2 separate regions of the Homo sapiens genome follow, and region 2 is linked to region 1. A link is a contact called in ENCODE Hi-C or POLR2A ChIA-PET data. All regions are on one chromosome and are shown on one strand. The core of a region is the stretch at or near the end of the contact, and the rest is flanking DNA. Distances in the headings are between cores, read along the strand shown.

What was found. Hi-C counts contacts between places; a loop is a spot of excess contacts on that map. ChIA-PET counts read pairs that join two places held with the same protein, here RNA polymerase II (POLR2A). Pooled maps may share reads with other maps.
Region 2: a loop to region 1 is called in a pooled map, with 2.0 times the contacts of the local background. The contact joins the enhancer-like site here to the promoter of GALE in region 1. A Hi-C loop is called at or near these places in 1 of 50 pooled maps. POLR2A ChIA-PET finds 5 or more read pairs at or near these places in 2 of 52 experiments (AG04449 and K562).

Annotation. Positions count from the first base shown.
Region 1 is chr1:23,797,921-23,802,003 of GRCh38, forward strand. It overlaps GALE (UDP-galactose-4-epimerase), which reads right to left and starts at 2,834. Exons shown (of 12, transcript NM_001008216.2): 1 at 2,792-2,834; 2 at 1,446-1,516; 3 at 967-1,092; 4 at 695-810; 5 at 197-310. The coding sequence starts at 1,087. HMGCL (3-hydroxy-3-methylglutaryl-CoA lyase) reads right to left here. Exons shown (of 9, transcript NM_000191.3): 9 at 3,965-4,083. RefSeq lists silencers at 2,245-2,344, 2,395-2,874, 3,035-3,244.
Region 2 is chr1:23,419,446-23,425,020 of GRCh38, forward strand. It overlaps TCEA3 (transcription elongation factor A3), which reads right to left and starts at 5,303. Exons shown (of 11, transcript NM_003196.3): 1 at 5,120-5,303. The coding sequence starts at 5,188. LOC124903875 (a long non-coding RNA gene) reads left to right here and starts at 5,421. Exons shown (of 3, transcript XR_007065535.1): 1 at 5,421-5,575. RefSeq lists an enhancer at 1-255. Within about 2 kb of position 2,491, at least 7 of the 41 ENCODE cell types and tissues checked have a DNase peak (open chromatin) inside an H3K27ac peak, as active enhancers do.

The sequences.
Region 1 (4,083 bases), core at 1,584-4,083:
CACCCTGTTACTCCTCCACAGGAGAATGGGGCTGAGGTGATGAGCACTCTCATTTACAGATGGGGAAACTGAGACTGGGAGGTAAAGACATGAGTCCAGGATGATACAGCTTGGGCTCTGTGTTTGGCACTGCCTGCCAGGCTGGGGTCCAGCTGGACACCCTCCTAGTGTCTGTGCCCTGTCCCATGCCTCTCACCTCCAGAAGCTGGATGGTCCCGGTCAGGTTAACTCTGTAATAATCCAGAGGCTTCTGCACCGACTCGCCCACGGCCTTGAGCCCCGCAAAGTGGATGACCGCCATAAAGCTGTACTGCAGGGGTGACATGGCCAGAGGTTGCTCTACTGGTTTTAGTCCTTGGCAATGCCCTCAGCCTGCCTGCCTGCACTCACCTTTTTTTTTTTTTTTGACAGTCTCGCTCTGTTGTCCAGGCTGGAGTACAGTGGTGCCATCTCAGCTCACCGCAACCTCCACCTCCCAGGCTCAAGCCATCCTCCCATGCCAGCCTCCCGAGTAGCTGGGACCACAGGTATGGGCTACCATGCCCAGCTAATTTTTGTATTTTTCTGTAGAGATGGGGTTTCACTGTGTTGAGCAGGCTGGTCTTGAACACCTGGGCTCAAGTGATCTCCTCACCTCGGCCTTCCAAAGTGCTGGAATTACAGGCGTGAGCCACCGTGCCCAGCCTGCACCCACCTTTTTGAAGAGACGCTGTAGGGCTCCCTGGTCCAAAATGTCCATCTCCTCAAACTCCACAGAGCGGCCTGTCAGCTCCTGGACCCGCCGCAGGCTCTCAGGCAGGGAGCCCCCTCCTGGTAGGGTACATGTAGGCCACATCATCACGACATGGGGTGCTGTGTTCCCAGGGACTAGCCAGACACACATTCCCCGCCCGGTGGTGGAGGTGGAACCCAGGGTTTTGCTTCTGCCATCCCCTCAAGTAGCCCCAGCCCCACTGCCCCGCTCACCACGGAAGGCATTATGGAAGTTATCGATGACCACAGGCAAGTAGCCAGCCTCCAGCAGCTCCAGCACCGTGTGGCTGCCAATGTAGCCAGCCCCACCTGTTACCAGCACCTTCTCTGCCATGGCACCTGGCCCAGGATACAGAGTCTCAGAGGTGGCTGAGGCTGCCTGCTCAGAGCTTCCTTCCCACTGGAATCCTGCCCCCTAAGCTCGCTTTGGAAGGAGGCGGCAGTGTGCCCTAGGTACCAGACTGGCTCAGAAGTCAGCCCTGGGGCAAGTCTGGGTACCATCACTTTCTGGCCTTAGGCTTTGGAAATTAATTAGCCTCTTGGCCTCAGTTTCTATCTCTGTAAAACAGAGCTAATAATTGTATAAACTTCATGAGGCAGCGTGAGGGTTCAGTGAGGTGATCTTAAGGGCCCGCCACAGCAGAGCTGGGGAGACCTGACACACAGGCACCTTATTTTCTAGTTCCACTTGCCTTGGAGTTGGAAAAGATGGAATCTGAGGATCCACACTTCTTTGTCCAAGGTGACTGAGGACTGGAGAGTCCTGGGCAGAAGGAAAATGGCAGCACGATTGGGACTCCAGGGTCGCAGGAAGGGGTTCTGTCTGCTCAGACCCAGGCTTGTCCAATGCCTCCGCCTTCGCTAGGTGTAAACTGGCTCCTGGGCGCAGTGACTAATACCTCCTGCTCTAGGCGGCCCCCACCCCCTTTCCCTCAAGGGTCAGCTGGGAGGAAGCAGGAAATAGATCACATGGCCTCAAGGGTGAGGTCCTTTGCCAGGCAGGCTGAGGCCAGCTCAGGGGCAACCACACCGTGGTTGGTCCTGGAGGGGGCCCCACCCCAACCCCCGCTCAGCCTCTGCCCATGCCAGGGCCAGCCCGGTCACTCCTGGCTCAGAGTTAGGAATCCCGCCCAACTTAGGCTACTCTGGGTGGGCCGTGTAGACGTGGACTTGGCCAGGTGCGCACCTCCACCCTGAACAAACTCTGCGGGTAGTACGGGGAGGAAGCCCCAGACACTGAGGCCTTTCATTCCCAGCGACCGGGCCCGCTGCCGCCTTCCTCCACGCTGCCTCTATCCCCTTCTGGGCTCACGCAGCTCCAACCCACTTGACCAAGAGCCCTCTGCGTGCCAGGCTCCGTACCAGGCACTTTTGCATGATTTTCCTGAATTCCCCCAGCATCTCGGTGAGACAGGTGTTATCACTGGCACTTTACAGATACAGATACTAGGGCCAGAGAGGTGAAACAGTTGCCCTTCGGTCCCACAGCTGGCGACAGCGGGCTGGAATCTGGATCGCCAGGCTCGCAGCCCGGCCCTCTCCCCAGGCGGCTCGCCCTTCCCCCACCGCTGCCCGCTGGACTCTGCCCGCCGCGCCGAAGCCGCCCCCGCCCCCGCCCCGCGCCTGGCGCGGACCCCGAAAGTGGTCGCAGAGAGGCCCTGGGAAGCACGAAAGCTGGTCTGAGGCCGGCTGCGCCCCCGACAGCGGAGTGACCTTGCTCAGCCGTCGCCCACTCGGTTTTCCCAGTCTGTCTGTTGGAGGGAAGGGGAGCTAGGCCGTGGGCATACGAGGGCGGCTGGGTCTCAGGCTGGGCTTTGGGCTGTAGCGCGGAGCGGGGCCGAGCTAGGAGTCCTCAGGCCGGCAATGAATGAACCCCGGCCGCCCCAGCCCGGGCAGCGGGGAACTGGGACAAAGGGGGCGGGCCTGCCCTGGAGGGACGCTGCCAGGAACACGACCCGCCCCTCGGAAACTCCCTCGCTCCCCGCGGACTCCCCGGCCCCTCGCGAGCCCACCCGGCCCTTCATTCCGTCTCCCGAACCTGCTCGGGTTCCCGCGCCCCACGCTTGCTGCAGAGGCACCGCCTCCTACGCCCGAGCCGCGGGCCCTTTAAGTGCTGACGGCCCACTCCGGCCCCGACCCCGCCCCTCCACGCCCCCAAGGAAACATGTCACTCGGGTTACGGCCACTACGGGGAGGGCGGGAGGACAAAAGGCCTCCGCGCTGTGACGAAGACTGCGCAGCGCGCGCCCGCGGAAGGCGGAAGTGGGCGGTGCCACCCCGCGAGAGGCGCCGCCGGCGCCAGGTCCCAGTAGCGGGTGGGTCCTTGCCGGTGCCCCGGGTCCCCGCGCTAGCTCGTCCCAACCCCTGGAAGAGGGCTGCGCTTCCGAGGGGGCAGGGGGCAGAGGGTAGGGGGCCCACGCCTCCGCCCCACTCTGACCCGCAGGTTTTCAGACTTGCCGGTGTGTGCCAAACCATGAATTCAAAATCTTGAACTACCCGATCCCACGGGACTAAGGCAGGAGGGGGTCGCAGGGGGCCTGGTGCTGGAAGTCCAGTTTGCAAATAAACCAAGGAGCTGGAGGAAGCTGTCAGGCCACACTAGCGGTTCCAGCGCTCTTGGCTCTCAGCCCCCACCTGCCGGGAAGGGTCGGTCTGCACTCTGCCTTCCACGACGGCAGGTTAGAAAATGATTGTTTGTTTACAATGAAAAGTAGTAGAGCTAGAGAATAATATGCACAAAATGTGACATCCTGCGTGATGAAACCAGAGCAAAGGAGCCCTAAATGCAGGAGCGCACAGGTGTCCGCGCAGCCGGGAATCAGCCAGCGCCTGCCCGCAGAGTCCAGGGAACCGACAGGTGAGCGCTCCCGGGCCCGGGAGCGCCAGGGAGAGGCCGGGCCACCGAGGCCCAAAGCAGCAAGTGTGTCCTCAGGGGAGCTTGTGCAATAGCCCCAGTCACAGAGGCAAAGCTCAGAAACAACCCCGTCGGGTGTTCTGGCCAGCAACTGCCGCAAGCAGCCTCCTGAGTAAGCCCAAAACCACTGATTTCCAGTCACTATGGATTTGGGGCTCAGGTGGGGAAACAGGGAGGAAATCCAAAGATTAATAAACTAGTTCATAGTCTCCATTTTCCTCTCAGAGTGCAACATGGTAAAGTATTTTACTCCCCCACGCGCATGTATACACACAGCTGCACAACCGAATGCTGGAATTATGATGTGCCATTCAACCTTTAATTACATAAGCTGTTTTCAAAAATCACATTCAGCGTGGAGATTTTCCAGAGATGCTGGAGTTGGCAGACGGCCACCACGTAGCTCTCCACTTTCC
Region 2 (5,575 bases), core at 1,241-3,740, 380 kb before region 1:
TCCTGGCTTATTGTTGCTCGTGTGCCTGTAGCGTCCTTCCCTTACCTCCCCACTGTGAACTTCGCAGGGTGAGGACTGGGAGCCTTTTAAAAAACAAAACAGAACAGTTTGGCCAGCATGGTGGCTCACACCTATAATTCCGGCACTTTGGGAGGCTGAGGTGGGCGGGTCACTTGAGGCCAGGAGTTCAAGACCAGCCTGGCCAACATGGTGAAGCCCCATCTCTATTAAAATACAAAAATTAGCCAGGCGTGGTGGCGCATGCCTGTAATCCCAGTTACTCAGGAGGCTGAGGCAGGAAAATCGCTTGAGCCCAGGAGATGGAGGTTACAGTGAGCCAAGATCACACCACTGCACTCCAGCCTGGGTGACAGAGCGAGACTCCAACTCGAACAAAACAAAACAAACAAAAAACAGCTTTTTTGAGGTATAATTCACATACAATAACTGCACACTTTGCAGTGTAAAATTTGATAAGTTTCAACATACGTGTACACCCATGGAACCCTCACCACAATCAAGATAAAAGCACAGCCACCAGCCCCAAAAGCTTCTTCCTGTCCCCTTTCTAATCCATCCCTCCCCATCCCCAATCCTAAACAACCACAATTCTGCCTTCTGTTACTATAGTTGACCTTGTATCTTTAAGGATTTTATGTAAAGAGTATGTAGGGCAAAAACCCTTTTTTATCTGGCTTATTTCGGCATAATGATTTTGGAGACTCATCCATGTTGTCTCGTGGATCAGTAGTTCCTTTTTATTACTGAGTGGTTTCCACTGTATGTATGTACCACAGTTTGCCTGGCATTTTTTGAGACAAGATCTCACTCTGTTGCCCAGGCTGGAGCGCAGTGGCACAATCACAGTTCACTGCAGCTTCGACTTTCCAGGCTCAGGTGATCCTCCCACCTCAGCCTCCCGAATAGCTGGGACCACAGGTATGCACCACCACATCTGGCTAATTTTTTGCATTGTTTCGTAGAGATAGGGTTTTGCCATGTTGCCCAAGCTGGTCTCAAACTTCTGGCCTCAAGTGATCCTCCTGCCTCGGCCTCCCAAAGTGCTGGGATTACAGGCGTGAGCCACCACACCCAGTCTACCACAATGTTTTAAATTCATTCACCGGTTGATGGGACTTATGGATAGGTTCCAGTTTGGGGCTGCTAGAAATAAAGCTTCTAGGTACATTCATTTCAAGTCTTTGTGTGAACAGGTACTTTAACTTCTCTCGGGTAAAGAGAACCGTTCTAATCTCTGAGAACTTAGGGCTCAGCAGAGAGTCCAGTGCTCCCTGAGTGGATGAACTTGTGCAGAACTAAAGCAGAAAGAAGGCAGGAGGCAGAAAAAGGCTTAGGTTTGAAAATCTGTGAGCTGCCAGGCCCTGGACACCCTCCGACCCATTTCAGCCTTCTCCTTTCCCCCAGCCCCTTCCTAGAAGCCATACCTGCCTGCTGTCCTGAGATCAGTTCCCTGGGGAGCACCAGGGGACGGTGTCCTGTATGTTCCTATCCTTGGCCCACAGTTCATGGTTCCAGCTGCCAATCCCCACCCTGGCAGGACCTGGACCATGTCCTAAGAGCTGCCCTCTGTCAGTCCTTAGCCTCCCTGAGAACTTGGGTTCACAGTAGGTTTTCAGAAGCGTGACCTGCAGATGTGTGTGTATGTGAACTTGGGGGTACACAACTCCAAGTGTAACATTAATTAAAGGCTTGCTATGTACTAGGCACTCTTCTAAGTTTTTTACCTGTATTATCTCATTTAACATTCACAATGGCCCTATCGGGTAGGTCCTGTGTATTATTCCCATTCTTACAGAATTATTATCCTGTGTTCACCAAAGAGCAATCCAAGAAAGAGAGAGGTTAAATAATTTTCTCAAGGTCACATGCTTTATAAGGAGCCAAGTTGGGATTCAAACTCAGTCCTTTTGGGCTCTAACCACTATACAAATTGTGTTAGCATGGGCGCAGATCTGTCTAGACATACACAATCATGGAATATCAACATGGGTAAGTGCAGTGGTGTGCTGGCCAACGTTTAACAACCAGTTCTCAAGGAAAAAAAAAAAACTGACCTGTAGTGTTTGCCAATTTCTGTGGTGTAAACACTCATCCCATGGCCAATTTCAAGCTACCAACATGCTGTCACTGAACTGAAGGAAGTTTTGGGAGGAGACGTACACTACCATACCATTATATAATATTTCCACTGTACAGATAACAATAGAAGTAAATTATCTCTGACCATACATGACAGTACAATGTAGTAAAACAATCAGGAAGTGATTATTTTGGAGGATTCCTTACCTTTGTTTTTAATATAATTTATTTATTGTAAGCAGATAATGTAGTTTTTTGAAACAATTGCTGTGTTTAACCACCAGGTTGCAAAATTCCTGAAAACGCAACAATCTGTGTTAAGCCAGTTCCAGCTCTCCACTGGGTGTATGCCTCGTGTGTCACAGCTGTATAACTGGGTCATATTGGAGGAGAATAGCCATGAGCCTGGATTGTAGCTGGATAAACAAAGCCTTGTGCAAATGTTGCTGGGTGTATCTCTCTGAACATACAAATGGGTTCTGTAGCCAGTAGTATCTCTGGTCTAAGTGTGCAGCTGTGAATATGCAGCTCCGGGCACAGCTGTGTCTATTTGGCTTTGTGGGATGACGCCTGTGTTATAAGATCTGAATGTATAAATGTGGCTGTTTGCTAAGTCTGTAGCATTGCATGTCTGGGTGTAGCTGTGCTGCGTGCATACGTGTGTGGCTGTCTTTGTGTATCATTCTATAACTATAATGGTCAATGTGGGTCATATGGGTCAGTATGCTTGTCATGTTGGTGTCAGTAGCCGTGTCTCATACGCAGTTAGGTTCAGTTGCTTGTTTAACTACTGTGTTGTGGCCACATGTTATAGCTATGTGTGTGTATGTAGCTGTGACCGTAGGCACTTGGTTGCATGTTTGAAGTTGCTTCTGTTAGTGCATGCTCAGAGGATGTGACAAAGCCTTAAGTGGCTGAGACTTCAGCAACCGGCAGTAAACCCCGGGCCTGAGCTGCAACGTGGAGGATCCGTCTTATTACAGGAAGTATGTCCTCCTCTGCCTAACCACTGCTGGGCGGGTCCACTTTCACTCCCAGAGCAGGCCCCACCTTTCTCGGCCAGACGCCCAGAGCTCCATGCCCACCCAGACACTGCCGAGAGCCCAGGCGCAGACGTGGCTGTAAACTGGCTCCATGCTGCAGGGACCCTGCGGCCAGACTTGCATCTTTTCAGGGGACAGCTCTGGGCACTTCCACAGGAATCCATCTCCAAAAGACACCATTTCCTCTTCCCATTTCACAGAAGAGGAAACTCGAGGTCCAGAAAGGGAAGGTTGAGTGGCTTTTGCCTAGGGCCATAAAAGGAGTGAGGGGGAGGCCAGGGCAGGTCCCGTCCTCTTCAGCCAGAGCTCTATCCCAAGCAGCCTGCCTCTCCTCCGGTCTCTAGGCGTCCCCACCCTACCCCTCTTACCCAGGGGCCCAGAATTTCTTTCCTGGCCCAAGCTTGGGGGTCAGTAAGGAGCTGGGCTGGGATAACCCGTCTATTTGAACTGGAATTTGGCTCAGAATCCCTGGCTGCGCTCTGCCAACCCCAGCTGAGAAAATGCTCCCCCAAGACTTGTGGCTCAGTTGTACTGAGGATTGTGGAGGAGTCTGGAACGGGGAGTGCATGGAGGTTGGGAGTGTCAGGTGAGAAGCTCCCAGCACTCTGCAGGTTTGTGCTGTATCTTTCTGTGTTGGACCTGGCTGCGTAGAAGCAGGTCTTGTTCGCCAGTTCTTAGCAAGCACAGGTCTGAGTCCTACTAAGGGCTTTACATCTCTGTCTCATCTCTCCAATCCTCACCGCTGCCAGCAGAGACAAGAATCCAGTGACATCCCTTCTCCAGAGGCAGATAATCTCATCTCTTTCTTACAGATGAAGAAACTGAGGCTCTGGCCTTTATATGGACACCAACTCATGACTGCCCAGTGTCCACTCTAGGGCTCCCTGCCACTTCATGGTTCCAGTGACCCTTCCCTGGGCCTTGGCTACTCTTCCTGGCTCTAAAACTTCCCTTAGTGTCTCTTCCTTTCCCAGGCTCCTAAGTGTCCTGGAAATGCAGGTGGCTGCAGCACATGGCTACGGATGGTGGGAGGAAGAGGACCCTGGAACAGGAACGGGAGGTGGGAAGGGCATGCTCACCAGGCTCCCTTTTTTTCCCTCCCAGGGTGAGCGCAGGCCCTCCAGGACCCAAGGCCAAATTTGCTCTGGCCAGGCGACCAGTCGGCCGCCAGCCCCAGGCAAAGATCACGGGGAAGATCAAACATTAACTTCCAGCTGGGTCTGCGCTCTGGCCAGGACCCTCCGGTAGGGCTGTCAGCCCTGCTCCCAACCTCCCGCCGAGCCCGCTCCTCCCTCCGCCCTCGCCCTCGCTGCACAGGCCTCCAGCCCGGCCCCCTTCCCCCGCCCCGCGGGCCCCCGCACCTGTTCGGCCCCCGCCCGTCCGGGCCGCACCCCAAGGCCAAGGAAAGGGAAAATTGCCAAAAGAACCGCTCCTGACGCACCAAGCGGTGGGGTCGCAGGATCCACGGCCTTTTACTTCTCTCCCGCAGACCCACTCCGGGGTGCAGGGATGCAGCTCAGTACCCCCGTCAGCCCAAGTTTCTCTGCCACTTCTCGGGCCACCCGGATTTGCCCCCCGCCCCGCCCCCGCCATCGCCGCCGCTCCCCGGGCTTTGCACACGCCAAGCCCTGGGACTCCCAAAGTCCTTTCCCACGTCCAGCTCTCTTCGCCCGCTTTCCTGGGCCCTGCACTAGCTGCCCAGGGTGAACCCTACACGTCCAAAGGGACGTGCACAAGTCGCGCCTCCGGGACCCGCACGATCCCCCTGGCGTCCTGGGCCACGCACACGCCCACCTCGAGGTGCTCAGCAAGGGTCCCCAAGGGGCCTTGGGCCCTGCACCAGCCGCTCCTCCCTCGGGTCCCCGAGTCCCGTACGCGCCCCCATGGCGCCCCGCCAGTACGTCCCCACCCCGGAATCCGGGGCTTGCCCGCGCCTCCCGGGGGCGGGGGCCGTGGCCCAAACTCTGCAGCCTCACCGTGTTCTTCCTGGCCACCATCTTCTCCAGCTTTTTGGCGATCCTCAGCAGCTCCTCTTCCTGGCCCATGTTGGCCCGCGACGCCCGGCGGGGCGAGGGGCACAGGGGCAGCAGTAGGGCCTCGGGGGCAGGAGGCGCGAAGGCGGAGGGCGCGCAACCCGCGCGGGCCCCAAACACACACGACACACACGCCCGGCGGGGGCGGGGCTCTCCCCACCCCCACCCCCCCACCGCCCGCCTCCCAACTGTGCGGGGGAGGGGTGGCGGGCACTAAATATAGACTTCAAGGACTTGCCCGGGCACTGATTGCCCGCGCCGGCCGATCGGGCCTCAGGGGAGGGACGAGGCTGAGAGAGGGGACCCTCCAACTCCGGCCCTTCCAGGGGCGCCGGGGGACCGAAGAGAGATTTGGGAAGGAGGGCTCTCTGGCGAGCTGGGAGGCTGTGACCTGGCCAC